2 separate regions of the Homo sapiens genome follow, and region 2 is linked to region 1. Evidence: chromatin loops called from intact Hi-C (ENCODE). Cell type or tissue: PC-9. All regions are shown on one strand. Links, peaks and the distances in the headings refer to the core of each region. The heading gives the core; the rest is flanking DNA.

What was found. Peaks named below come from ENCODE experiments on the same cell type or tissue, not always from the same donor. Only the 100,000 strongest peaks of a DNase experiment are listed, where the experiment ranks them.
Region 2: it touches region 1 in a loop (13-fold over the local background); 1 of 110 quality-filtered maps calls a loop at or near these places.

What each region holds. Positions count from the first base shown.
Region 1 is chr7:3,024,510-3,031,880 of GRCh38, forward strand. All of the region lies in intron 1 of CARD11 (caspase recruitment domain family member 11), which reads right to left. Among named protein-coding and RNA genes, the nearest start is that of CARD11, 16 kb to the right of the region's middle. In PC-9, for the core only: no CTCF peak of the experiment used is centred there; a DNase peak (open chromatin) is centred at 3,742; H3K4me3 peaks cover 1,196 bases; H3K27ac peaks cover 2,251 bases.
Region 2 is chr7:2,869,983-2,877,353 of GRCh38, forward strand. No RefSeq gene overlaps it. Among named protein-coding and RNA genes, the nearest start is that of GNA12, 29 kb to the left of the region's middle. RefSeq lists a silencer at 616-835 and enhancers at 1,642-2,293, 4,125-4,705. In PC-9, for the core only: no CTCF peak of the experiment used is centred there; DNase peaks (open chromatin) are centred at 3,789 and 4,359; H3K27ac peaks cover 1,775 bases.

The sequences.
Region 1 (7,371 bases), core at 838-5,837:
GGCTCAGGCTATCCTCTCACCTCAGCCTCCCGAGTAACTGGGACTACAGGTGCGTGCCACCATGCCTGGATAATTTTTTATTTTTATTTTTGGTAGAAACAGGGTTTTGCCATGTTGCCCACGCTGGTCTCAAACTCCTGGGCTCAGGCGATCCGCCTGCCTTGGCCTCCCAAAGTGCTGGGATTACAGGCAGGAGCCACCACACCTGGCTGTGTTTGACTTTTGTAAACCAAGTACACATATTGTTTAGATAAAAATAGAAAGCAAGCTTAAAAACAAAGAAAACAACCGCAACCTAAAATTAAGGTCTCTTCTGGATGTGGTCATTGGAATGGCTTTCTCCACTGTGGTACAGAATGAAGACCAGGAAGCAGCTACCCAGGGAACGCATAGTCTCACCAGTGGAAAATCCTGCCCCTCAAATCTGCAGGTGTCATGCCCTGCCATAATGTCAGTGGGGCCAGGCCTCAGGGAGAATAGGTGTTTGGTCCAGGAAAATAAAGGGTGTTCTTGTAATGACTTCACAATTTCTTCCCAACTTGGTTCTTCTCTCATTTTTCCCCCTAAACTCAATCATCCATCATTTACCTCGGACTTGCTTCAGGCCACACTATTTATAACAATAGAAGCAGCATTTTTGGCTTGTCACCTTTCTCCAATGGAGCCCAGATTGTCTCTAAACCTTTAATGGGCATACAGAGTACCTGGGAACCTTGTTAAAATGCAGTAGGTCTGGGGTGGGGCCTGGGAGTCTGCCTCATGGGAGCAGCCCCAAGGGGAGGCTAACGCTGGTCCCTGGAACACACTCTGAGTAGCAAAAGGACTTGAGGCAACTTTTTGGGGGTGATGGAAATGCTCTAAATCTTGATTGTGGTTACATGGAGTATATACATTGATCAAAATGCACTGAGTTTATTGTATGTAAATTATACCTCAATAAAGTTGATTTTAAAGGAAAAAACCCATTCTAGATGAATTACAGATATAAATGTGAAAGATGAAACAATAAGGCTTTTAGAAGGAAACATAAACTTTAGGATAGGTGAATGCTTCTTAAACAGGACTCAAAACAAATTAACTATAAGAAAAAAATACACACATGAATTGGACTGCATTAAAACTAAAAACTTCTGTTCATCAGCAGACTATTGAGAGTAAAAAGCTGAGCTGTAAACTGAAAAAAAATCCACAATACATATATCTGACAAAGAACTCACGTCTATCATATATAAAGAACTACTACAATTCAATAAGTAAAAGACAACTCAATAGAAAAATGGGCAAAACACTTTAACAGGCACTTTGCAAAGGAGGCTATCTGAAACGGACAATAAACACATGAAAATGTATGCTAATTAGTCATAAGCAAAATGCAAATTAAAGATACGAAATTATTTATTTTGCCTAAACACCCACAAGAATGGCTATAATGAAGACACAGACAATTCCATGTGTGAGTAAGAGTGTGGAGCAACTGGAACTCTCATACACTACTAATGGGAGTGCAGACTGAAATGACATCCTTAAAAACTATTTGGTAGTATTTATTAGAGCAGAACAAAAACATAGTCTAAGATCCAGCAAATCCACTCTTGAGTGGCCAAACACATGTTTCCAAAAACACATAAGAATGAATGCCTGGCTGGGCATGGTGGCTCATACCTTTAATCTCAGCACTTTGGGAGTCCAAGGCAGGAGGATCACCTGAGCCCAGGAAGTCGAGACCAGCCTGGGCAACAAAGTGAGACCACCCAATTCTACCAAAAAAGAACGCTTGTAGCAGCATTATTCAATGCAGCCAAAAATTGGAAACAACTCAAATATCCATCAGCAGTAGTATAAATAAAACGTTATACTACTCATTGGCAATAAAAAATGAATTATTGGCAATAAAAAATGAATGAGCGACCGCCGCAAGCAACAACATGGATTAAGCTAAGGTTGCCAGATAAAATAGAGGACATTCAATTACATTTAAATTTTGAATTAAAAACAAATGATTTTTTTTTTTTGAGACGGAATCTCACTCTGTTGCCCAGGTCAGGCTGGAGTGCAAGTGGCATGATCTCGGCTCACTTCAACCTCCGCCTCCCGGGTTCAAGCGATTCTCCTGCCTCAGCCTCCTGAGTAGCTGGGATTACAAGCACCCACCACCACACCTGGCTAATTTTTGTATTTTCAGTAGAGACGGGGTTTCACCATGTTGGCCAGGCTGGTCTCAGACACCCAACCTCAGGTGATCTGCCCGCCTTGGCCTCCCAAAGCCCTGGGATTACAGGTGTGAGCCATTGCGCCCAGCCCAAATGATTTTTATTTTTATTTTTTTTTAGCATAAGAATGTCCTATGCAGTATTTGGGACATACTTACACTACAAAATTCTTATTCTATTAAATGTTATTATATTACAATATTATTTTTTAGCTGGTCATGTTCTGTTTCTTGATCTGGGTGTCACTGGGCGACCTGGGTGTGTTCACTTTGTGAAAATCCGCTGAGTTACACACTTAGGATGAGTGCAGGTCTCTGGTGTGCATTTGCTACTTCAATACAAAGTTTATCTGAAATCACAATAAAACGATCCCTGGCCCGTGGCCCATTAAATGAGGGCCTGCCTCTTGCCTTGAGGGACCCATCTGTTGTCGTCTCTGCTGTCTGTGATCTCTGTAACCCGTGCATCCATCCTGGCTTGTAGCCGCTGCTCAGAACGCCCCGGTGACGCACCCTTGCCCACAGGACAGCATCTGCCCTCCTTGGCACAGCACCCCAGGGCTCCTGTGGCCTCCCCTGCCCCATTTCCACGTCCTCACATCTTTTTTCCAGCGCTGACACTAACCACACCACCACGGCTCTGTGCCTGCCGCTTCGCCTGCTGCTCTGCCAGGCAAAAACCTATTTATTTTCCCAGTCTCATTTCAGCTTCTGTCGGCTCTGGGAGGTCTTTCCTGACTCCTTCAGGCAGACCTGTCTGTTCCTGTCCCCAAGGTCTGTCTTCATTTCAAGCATCCATTAGAGCAACTCCATTACTTCGCAACTGACTGTTTATATATCTGTCTCCTCCCCGGACAACAGGCTTGCTGGGGCAGGGACTCTGTCTTTTTGTCTTTTTATCCCTAGCAACTCACAGAGTGTCTGTGCGTGTTAGGCTCTGCGTATGTGTTAAGTGGGTCATGACAGTAATGGGTGTTAATGAATGGGGACCAGCAGAGAGATCGAAGGGCTCTGTAAAGCGTTCACACTTAATTTTAGAATTAGAGATGGCAAAACCCTGTCTCTACAAAACAAAACAAAAACCAAAAATTAGCTGGGCATGGTGGTGCATGCCTGTAGTCCCAGCTACTCAGGAGGCTGTGTTGGGAGGATCACTTGAGCCTGGGAGGTGGAGGCTGTAGTGAGCCATGATCCTATCACTGCACTCCAGCCTGGAAGACAGAGCGAGACCCTGTCTCAAAAAAAAAAAAAAAAAAAAAAAAAAGAGAAAGAATTGGAAAATGATGCTGTAAGTCACTCTGCTAATGAGTGGCCAGTGTCTCATTTAACTTCCCAGGAGAAGGGTGCTGGTCTTGTCTCCCATGTCACAGATAGGAAGAAAAGTGCTGAGCAGTTCAATGGTTTGCCCAAGGTCACATGGCCGGTAGGGAGCAGACCACACACTCATGGCACTGGCTGTTCCGTGAATCACAGCAGACGCTGAATCACTAAAATGTCCTTCTGGGACAGGCAAGTCAACAGAGGAAGTGCCCAGTCTGCCCCGGGCCACCTTTTGACTCAAGCAAGCTTTCTGGCACCTCTCAAATCAGTCCCTGTGGGTGGCCACCCCCTCTCCCATGGAATGGCTCGCCGGGAACGGGTTAACACCTCAAACACCTAAACACAGCGTTCAGCTCTGTCCAGACACTCTCGACTCCTGCCTGAGATTTTCAGGTTTTAAACAAAACAAAAATCTGATTCACTGTTTCCAGTCCTACAGGAAACTCAGGTCCTTTATTTATCTGCCACTAAAAAAAAAAAAAAAAAAAAGAAGAAGAAGAAGGAAAAAAAAATCAAACCAGAAAAAAAGCCCTTTATGTCTTAAAAGGGTTTTGAATGCATCTCGTTTCATACAGCACCAAACATCGTTCATGACGGGGGCTCCAGGATGAAGCCCAGACTAAAAGACAGAAGGAAATGAAACGCATTGCAATAAAACACACATGCTAATAAATAAGGGCCTGGGCAATGAATCCAGCTCGGAATATACCACTGGCAAGAAGAAATGCCCCAAAGCTTTACTTAAACCAAATAATAGAAGAACAGATGGCTCCCCTGGGTCTCTGGGAAAAGTTAATAGATCCAGGAGGCTGCAGATAGAGGCTTTGTTTGGGATTTGGGCAGAAAACACAAGGCATTCACAAGATTCAAGGTGAAAGAAAGAGGGCTTGTAGATTTAGGGACAGGGACATTTTCATCAGATAACGAAAATAGATATGTCTGGATATCTCTGCTGGGTTTCCACAGGCTGCAGGGCACGTGCCCTCTCCAGAAATTAACCAGGGCTGCGCTCGGCAGCATGCTAGGGAGACCGACTGCTTCTAGCTGCCCAACTGGAGAATTAATTTAACTCCAGAGATTTGGATAATAAGAAAGAACCCTTAAAGGAGATAAAAATTTACTTTGGGAAGATTTTTGTCCCCACCCATTGTACAGCAGCATCCTTAAGTGGTGGGAACAGTGGGTGGGAACTGGAAGCTCTGGGTTCTATGATGCAAGACCCCCCTGGTCACTGATTAGCTGAGTGACCCTGAAGAAAACCTTCAGGCTGCCACCTGCCCAGCGGCTGTTAAGAATGCTGAGATCCGTGGACACAGGGAGGGGAACATCACACACCCGGCCCTGTCGGGGGTTGGGGGGAAGGGGCGGGAGAGCATTAGGACAAATAGCTAATGCATGCGGGGCTTAAAACCTAGATGACGGGTTGATGGGTGCAGCAAACCACCATGGCACATGTATACCTATGTAACGAACCTGCACGTCCTGCAAATGTACCCCAGAACTTAGAGTGAAAAAAAAAAAAAAAGAAAGAAAGAAAAAAAAAAGAATGCTGAGATCCGGTTGGGCGCGGTGGCTCAGGCCTGTAATCCCAGCACTTTGGGGGCGGAGGTGGGCGGATCATGAGGTCGGAAGATCTAGACCATCCTGGCCAACACGGTGAAACTCCGTCTCTACTAAAAAAAAAAAAATACAAAAAATTCGCCTGGCGTGGTGGCGGGTGCCTGTAGTCCCAGCTACTCGGGAGGCTGAGGCAGGAGAATGGAGTGAACCCAGGAGGCAGAGCTTGCAGTGAGCGAGATGGCGCCACTGCACTCCAGCCTGGGAGACACAGCGAGACTCCGTCTCAAAAAAAAAAAAAAAAAAAGAAGAATGCTGAGATCTGTGGACACAGGGAGGGGAATATTACACAGTGGGCCCTGTCGGGGGTTGGGGGGCAAGGGGAGGGAGAGCATTAGGACAAATACCTAATGCATGTGGGGCTTAAAACCTAGATGACAGGTTGATGGGTGCAGCAAACCACCATGGCGCATGTATACCTGTGTAACAAACCTGCATGCTCTGCACATGTATCCCAGAACTTAGAGTTTTTAAAAAAAAAAGAGAGAGAGAAAAAAGAATGCTGAGATCTTCTAAGCACGGAAGGATCACACCCGCATCCAACCCCCATATTAATCCCCTTTCTCCTCCGCACCAGGGAAATCCAAATGACCTTGTCTTCCCAGAGTGGGGGGCAGCAAACTGAATCCATTAACAGGGAAAGAAAGGGCTTTCAACCCAACCGGTGAGATGGTTCAGAGGAGTGCGTGACCGACAGGAATCCACAACTGGAGAGGTCAATTAATAAAAAATAAAACTTCCCCTTTATACCACGGTGCATAAAAACCTCCAGCACCATTTTTCATCTACTTACATTGTCTTGAGAGCAATTTTGTGTAGTGGCAAGGCAGGAATTATTTATCTCCATCTTATTCATGAAGAAATAAAATCTTGGGACAGTGAAGCGATTTGTTCAAGGTCACGAGGTCATCACGGATTTTTTTTTTTTTAGCTTTTATTTTAGGCTCTGGGGTATACCTGCAGGTTTGCTATATAGGTAAACTAGTGTCATGGGGATTTGGTGTATAGATTATTTCATCACCCAGATACTAAGCCCAGTACCCAGTAGTTCCTTTTTTTTTTTTTTCTCCCGAGATGGAGTCTTGCTCTGTCACCCAGGCTGGAGTGCAGTGGCACAATCTCGGCTCACTGCAACCTCGACCTCCCGGGTTCAAGTGATTCTCCTGCCTCAGCCTCCTGAGTAGCTGGGATTACAGGCGCCTGCAACCACACCTGGCTAATTTTTGTATTTTTAGTAGAGACGGGTTTTTGCCATGTTGGCCAGGCTGGTCTTGAACTCCTGACCTCAAGTGATCTGCCTGCCTTGGCCACCCAAAGTGCTGGCATTACAGGTGTAAGTCACCGTGCCCAGCCCCCATAGTTACTTTTTTTCAGATCCTCTTCCTCTTCCCACCCTCCACCCTCAGGGAGGCCCCACTGTGTGTTGTTCCTGTCTTTGTGTCCATGTGCTCTCATCATTTAGCTCCCACTTATAAGTGAGAACATGAGGTATTTGGTTTTCTATACCTGCATTAATTCACTTAGGATAATGGCCTCCAGCTGTATCCATGTTCCTGCAGAAGACATGATCTCATTCTTTTTTAAAGCTGCATAGTATTCCATGGTGTGTATGTACCAACTTTCTGTATCCAATCTGTCATTGATGGGCATTTAGGTTGATTTCATGTCTTTGCTACTGTGAATAGTGCTGCAGTGAACATTCACAGGCATGTGTCTTTATATCGTGGATTTTCAAGGCTGGAAGGGCTCTGGGTCATGCAGGGCAAGTGCAGATGACGGATGGGGCAGCCCAGCTTCCACGTTCAGATTCACACCCATGGGCAAACGTCAGTGATTGATCACTGAGCTTGGGTCCTCAATGCGGTGCTCCAGCAAGCCATTACTAGTTGATTGGAATTGGCTTGCTAGATGCAACCCATTTACTGCCCCAAGTCCTGTACAGTCTTCTCATTTGACTTACGAGGAAACTGAGCCCCAGAGGTGAAAGGGAACTTGGCCCAGACCATCCAATGGGTCAGTGTCTGAAAACCAAATCCCTCTTTCTGAGCCCAGTGGCCTCTCCAGTGCACTGTGCGGTGCCCTATCTACTGCAGAAAGAATTCCCCCATCAAGGTGGGGCAAGATGGCTCATGCCTATAATACCAGCACTTTGGGAGGCCAAGGGGGGCAGATCACTTGAATCCAGGAGTTCGAGACCAGCCTGGGTGACATGGAAAAACCCTGTC
Region 2 (7,371 bases), core at 1,557-6,556, 150 kb before region 1:
AAAAGATGAGATTTGGGTGAGGCGCAAAGCCTCACCATATCAGTCTCCACCCAGGAGAGTCCACCCTGCCTGGAGGAGAAAGAGGGCGCTGGGCTGTGGTGGCCCCGTGTGTCCCAGTGGAGGGGTCTGTCTGCCATGGGCAGGAGTGCGCCCCCCCTGCACAGAGGGCTACAGCTCAGAGGCGAGGCGGGGATCGGACCTAGTGAGAGCTGAGCGCCTGGTCTGGGCCCTGTTGGGCTTGGTGAGCCACTCTGTGGCTTTTAGTGATACCTGAGCCAGCAGACCTTACCTCTGTGCGCCAGGGGTGCTTTGTGGGGTCCGATGCTGTTCACACCCTGCGTCCTCCCGTCCTGTCCGGGTCCCCCTTTCCCACGTGCACAAGGAGTGGCTGACGGTCTCCCAGGACTCCCCCACCACCCCCTACACACTCCACTTCAACTCTGCAAAGGCAGCACCCTTCCCTGGAGTGTGAGACCCTCCCTGCCTGCCCCTCTCTGCCTGAGCAGGACAGGAAGCTATTGAGCCCCTGTGAAGCTCTAGGCCAGGTGCCTGGAGTCAGCGATGAGTAAGAGGAGGCAGGGCCTGCAGCCCTCGGAGGCCCAGGACTTTAGGGAACTCATTAGAGAGACTCATTTCGTTACCTGTGTCACTTTGGTCATCTGGGAGGCAGACGTCAAGACAGAAGAAATGAGCAAGAGATTGATGAAACGCAATGCCCAAGCAGGATACAGGGAGAGGATGCAGGGTGGGCGGGGACCAACTTCCAACCGTGACGCAGGGCTTGTGTTTGCCAGAGGAGAAGAGGAAGGAAGGAGGGTTAAGTGGGAGGAGCCCCAGGCTGCAGTGCAGCTGTGAGAAAGTCCTCTCCAGGCCCACGGGGAGCTCTAGCAAGGTCCCGGGTGGGGCAGGAGCTGCCAGGCCCCAGGTGCTACTGCATTCCTGTGGAGGGTGACTCTGGGAGGGAAAGCAGAGCCGTGCACCTCCAGGGCCACCCCGACGGTGACACAAAGGCTGATGTGACACATGCATCAAAGCACTGACCAAATGCCGGGGCCGGTGGCTCACGCCTGTAATTCCAACACTTTGGGAGGCTGAGGCGGGTGGATCACCTGAGGTCAGGAGTTTGAGACCAGCGTGGCCAACATGGTGAAACCCCATCTCTACTAAAAATACACAAATTAGCAGGGCGTGGTGGTGCCTGCCTGCAGCCCCAGCCACGGGGAAGGCTGAGGCAGGAGGATCGCTTGGACCTGGGAGGCGGAGGTTGCAGTGAGATGAGATCGCACCACTGCACTCCATCCTAGGCAATGGACCGACCAAGGGACTGGGGTCAGGGAGCACCGACCAAGGGACTGGGGTCAGGGAGGCTTCCTGGAGAGGGCTGACACCTGAGACATTTCCAGTGTAAAGGAGATGGGGGCTGAGTGTCAGAGGCCAGGGCTTATGCAGGGCCCCGAGGTGGATCATCTCTCTGGGACTGGATGAGGACAGCATCACAGGCGCAAGTTGAGGGCAGGACTCATGGCTTGCGGGCGCAGTGAACGTGACATGGGCCAGGCTTGCAGAGCCCGAGGGTTGTATTTGGGACTCTGGTCCTGTGTCCCAGCCCACTTTGATTCCAGTGGGCAGACCAGCTCAACCCAAACCCCTGCCACTGGCTGAACGCTCCCTGGGGCCCTGGGTCTACCACCTGCCTTGGGAATGCTGCCTGAGCTCTCTCTCTCTGGCATTCTGACCACTCCTGCCAGATACAGCTCGATCTGTGCCTTTGTTCTAGCACTGATTTTTGTTCCTGCATGGAGAGCAGGCTTGCCTGTCTCCACAGTTAGGCTGGGGCCATGGTGGGAGGGGATCTGCTTATTCATTGCCTGATTATTCATTTTGAGGTCTGGTAGAGTGGGATTCTCAGGGAATGGGTGCCTGCCCCAGGATGAGGTTCAAGAACCTTCTCTCCAGTGCAAGGTTTGGAGAAGGTCCAGGTGAGCAGGGGTCTGGGGTCTGAGTCCAGAGTGACCCTAAGCCAGCAGCATCCCCCAAGAGCTTATTAGAAACACAGATACTCAGGCCTCAAGCCCAGACCTGTAGAATCAAAATATACCTGGAGGTAGAGTCCAAGAATCCGCATGTTATGAACTTTCCTGATGATTCTTACACCCATCCAAGTTTGAGAAACACCAGTGGTCCAAGTTTGAGAAACACCAGTGGTCCAAGTTTGAGAAACACCACCGGTCTAGTGCAATCTCCTCACTCCACATGGGGTGGCGGTACTTGGGCTGAGGCTCACTCTGAGTCCCACACCCAGACGGTGGCTGAATGCAGACAGAGAGCACATCAGGCCTCTGGGCTGTGAGGAACACAGCCAGAGACTTCAGTAAAAAACGCATCTGGGGGACTAAACCTATGATTTGTGCAAAAACACCTGGGTGATTTTCATCATGAAATAGAGCTCATCCTTCTGGAAAAACAATCCACCCATCTGTTCGCAGTCAGAGGAGGATGTTCACGTAACACCAGATGCCGTGTTGGGTGCCATGGTAACAGCACGCTTCCGGCAAGATGGTCCTGCCCTGCACACAAATCCTGAAACAGACAAAAAATAATTTAAAAAAAAGCCATGTAAGTTGCCCATGCTCAGGCCTTGTTCTTGCTCTCCCCAGGATGTGTCCTTCCTCTCCTGTTTGTCAGACTCCTACTCACCCTTTGAAACCCAGCCCAGATGTTCCTTCCTTCCCATTTGCATGCATCAACTTCCTCACCCCATCCTTTTTTTTTTCTTTCTTTTTTGAGATGTTGTTTCGCTCTTGTTGCCCAGGCTGGAGTACAATGGCGCGATCTCGGCTCACTGCAACCTCTGCCTCCTGGGTTCAAGCAATTCTCCTGCCTCAGCCTCCCAAGTAGCTGGGATTACAGGCATGTGCCACCACGCCCGGGTAATTTTGTATTTTTATTAGAGTTGGGGTTTCACCATGTTGGTCAGGCTGGTCTCGAGCTCCTGACCTCAGATGATCCACCTACCTCGGCCTCCCAAAGTGCTGGGATTACAGGCGTGGGCCACCGCGCCCGGCCCACCCCATCCTTAAGTGTTCAGGACACTTGGCCTGTACCTTTGCTCTGGTGCTTATTTTTGTTTCTGCATGGAGGGCAGGCTCACCTGTCTCCCCAGTTAGGCTCTGGCCATGGCGAGAAGAGGTCTGATTATTCATCGCCTGATTATTCATTGTGAGGTCCAGTATAGCAAGGTTCTGAGGATATGTCAGCAGGGACTGAGGCTGAGAGACGCTGATCACAGTTCCGTCAGGGATGACCTCCTCTGTCCTGGCAAGAGGCCAGACTGGAGCGACACTTCAGTAGAGAGAAGCCAGGGCTTTCTTCCCGCAAAGTCAATGATGTCTGGTCTCAACTGTCGGAAACTCGGTCAGCAAGTTTATGCTGTGATGAGAACTGGAGCACCAAACTCTGTGATGTGCATATGTTGTGGGCAGTGGCGGGTGCTGTTATCATTCATGACTGTTCCCTTCCCTGCACCTCGAGTTTGGGCTTTGCTGAGAGATTGCTTTGGGCAGTGGGCTGTTGAGGGGGATGTAGCAGGAGCAGAGGCTTGACACGCACTTCTTAATGGGGCTTGCCTTCTTGCCCACCTCTTTTTCGCCATGAGAAGAACAGCCCTGGGCTAGCCTGCCAGGCCACAGGGCTGAGCCTCACCTGCAGTTTGGAGCCAAGCCCAGGGAGTCCAGTCTAAGTCATCAGGATGCAAGAAATACATACTGTTTTCTGCAGCTGAGGTTTTCGCGGCTGTTATGCAGCCAAAGCTGACTCATGTACAGGATCTAGACTGGCCTATGGAATTAGAAAATCCTTTCTGTTGTTTTCCTGTTTGCTCCTCCTGGCTTTAGCCACAGCCCTCTGATTTGCATATGGCCCAGGAGTCTCCTGGGAAGAAATTTAAACCCCATGTCCAACATGGTTTTAAACATGTGCAGATTGTCAGATGCGGTGGAGAGGTACGGGCCATGGAAGACAAGTGTAGGGAGGAGAAAAAAATCCCTCCACAACAACAACAACAAAAAAGAACTCACCATAACTAAGAGAAGAGTTGGGCATCATGGGAAAACTCAGGAAGAGCCTGCGGGAGATGAAACAATGTTTTTCATAATGACGGTAGATTGAAGTAGATTTTATTCTCCTCCATCCTTGCTTTATCTACTCTGTTCTGTGTGGGGGTAACATACAGGTCCTTTTGCTTTCTTCGGGGATGATACAGCCACCTGGCCAAAACTGATCAAACCCCTGCTTCTGTGGGAGGAAGACCCCCAAGAACCATCAGAGACCAAAGGCAGGTGGATGAGAATGTTGGGTGGGGACTTGGGAGGCCCCAAATGGTGATGTGTTGATGAGGGCAACCTGCCTGCCAGTCATCCTTTAGGGACTCAGAGGACCACAGGAGAAGGGAGGGTCAAAGTCACTTGGCTGTGTGAGCTTTTGATGCAAGCTTTCCTGGGCAGGCTGTCAACACAACTGCATATCTGTTCAGGCCACAACACTTTCATTCACAGTGACCATTTGTTTTGTTTTGTTTTGTGTTTTGCTTTTTGAGAAAGTCTCATTCTGACACCCAGGCTGGAGTGCAGTGGCACCATCGTGGCTCACTGCAGCCTCAAACTCCTGGGGCTCAAGTGATCCTCCTGCCTCAGCTTCCTGAGTAGCTGGGACCACAAGCTCACACCAGCAGCCCTGTCTAACTTTTAAATTTTTGTAGAGATGGGGTCTCCCTGTGTTGCCCAGCTGGTCTCAAACTCCTGGCCTCAAGTGATCCTCCCACTTTGGCCTCCCAAAGTGCTGGATTACAGGCGTGAGCCACTGCACCCGCCGACACAGCAACCTTCTCCTGTTGGAGTCCTTAATGTCCCACTTACAGATGATGAGGCAGGGGTGGGGTGTGGTGTGGGATTTGCCCACGGTACCACACCTGGGCATGGTGAGGCTGGACCTGGAGCAGGACTTTCAGATTGTGAGTCCAATGTGCTCCTTGACTCTCAGACAAGGACACAGGTTCAGGTGGTTTATTTGGGAGGTGACCCCAGGAACACCATAAAGACGTGAGAGCTGAGACAGGGCGGGAGGAAGGCTATTAAGGGTAAGACATGGAAGGCATGTGAACTTCCTTTTACTGCTGTAACAAATCACAACGGAGTGACTGAAAACAACCATAGTTTGTTTTCTTACTTTTCTAAAGGCCAGAAGCCCAAATTCAAGGTGTCTGCAGGCCCTTGTCCTCCTGGAAGCTCTAGGGGGATCCGTCCTGTCTCTTCCTGCTTCTGGAAGCTCCCAGCATTCCTTGGTTTGTGAATGCCTCGCTCCAATCTCTGCCCCCGTCATCACGCGACCTTCTTCCCCATGCATGGGTGCGACTGTGTCTTCACAGGATGTTCTCTCTGTGTGTCTGGGTCTAAATTTTCATCTTCATCTTCTTTTTTTTGAGACACAGTCTTACTCTGTCACCCAGGCTGGAGTGCAGTGATGCAATCTCGGCTGACCTCCCAGGATCACCTCCACCTCCCAGGATCAAGCGATTCTCCTGCCTCAGCCTCCTGAGTAGCTGGGATTACAAGCATGTGCCACCATGTCTGGCTAATTTTTATATTTTTAGTAGAGACAGGGTTTCACCATGTTGGTCAGGCTGGTCTCAAACTCCTGGCCTCAAGTGATCCGCCTGCCTCGGCCTCCCAAAGTGCTGGGATTACAGGCGTGAGCCACTGTGCCCGGTCAAGTTCCTTCTTCTGATAAGGACTCCATTCACCGGGCTAGGGCCCTTCCTACTCCAGTGTATCCTCATCTAACTAATTACATCTGCAATGATGCTATTTCCAAATAAAGTGATGTTTGCAGTTACCAATGGTTAGGACTTGCGCATATCTTTTGGGGAATATAATTCAACTCACAAGAGAAGGTTGTAGCTGCAGGCACTTGGGGCTCAGTCTTGGTGGCACCCCTCCCTCCAAGAGGCTGTGTGGAATGTGCTTGAGAATTGCCCCCGTGAGGCGTGAGGAGCTGCGGCATTGACCCGCCCCCTCCTGCCTGGAGGTGTCTCGGAGCCCTGGGATTTTCCTCCCAATGTGGCATTCACAGGCATCACATCACTATCTGGCCATCAGCCACGGTGGGAGTATTGACACCACAGACATCAGCGGATGTTACAAATCAGGCTTCTTTTTCCCCGTGAATCAGCCTCCTGTACCACTCCGGCCCCTCCCTGGTGCAGGAGCAGTGCAGTGAGCTGATTCATGCGGAGAAAGATTGGTCTGGCCTGCCCCGTGAACGGTCTGTGTGTGGTCCTGGCCTGAGGACACCCCAGCGGGCTCATGTGGGGACTGCCTGCAGGTAACCTCTAGACTTGGCTGAGCACCAAGAGTGTTGGCCATAGGGGACCAGGCAGGTGGACGCCTGGGGGCAGCTGCTGGCTTCCCAGCGGGGCGCTGCCTGAGGCCCGGTTTGCCCAGAGAAGTGAGCAGCCAGCTGTGGCCCGGCAGAGTCCCAGGCCGTGCTGACAGGTGTGGCCAAAGGGCAAAGGGTGTTATTATAAAAGAGAATTTACGGCAGCGGCAGCTTGGGCTGGCTGAGCCCACGGGCAGCAGGAGGATGGAGTGGGGCTGGCAGGATGCTGGCAGGATGAAGGATCTGCATTTCATTGAGACAGTGGGTTGGAGTCCACGCGGCTGAGATTAAATAGCCCGTCCCCGGAATGCAGAGAGCCAGAGATAAATCAGACTTTACTGCAAGTGGGGTGGCAGGGAGTTAATTAGGAAAGAGAAAAAAAAATACATTTCAACTCACAAAGAAGCCCAGTGAGCCAGCAGAGAATAGCCCGGCCCCTCCAGGGGTCACTTTGGGGAGGGGCTGGCATCCCTGGTCCCACCAAAGGGCACACAGGACTGGGAAGGATGTCACCTTGGAAGTGTCAGGGCCCAGTGCAAGAGGGTGAGAATGCTGGCTGCCCCGTGGAGCTGTGCCCGGGCTGTGCCCCGGCTGGTCTTGGCCTGGGCCCTGCCAGTGAGGTGAGCTGGGTCCTGAACTTCCAGGTTGGGGACCAGGTCCTGGAATTGCATCCTGGTGCAGGAGCAGGCATCGCAGGTCACATTCAATGAGTGCTCAGAAATACTCACGGAGGACCGGGCGCGGTGGCTCACGCCTGTAATCCCAGCACTATGGGAAGTTGAGGTGAGTGGATCACTTGAGGTCAGGAGTTCCAGACCAGCCTGGCCAACATGGTGAAACCCCATCTCTACCAAAACCAGAAAAATTAGCTGGGTGTGGTGGTGGGCACCTGTAATCCCACCTACTTGGGAGGCTGAGTGGGGAGGATTGCTTGAGTCC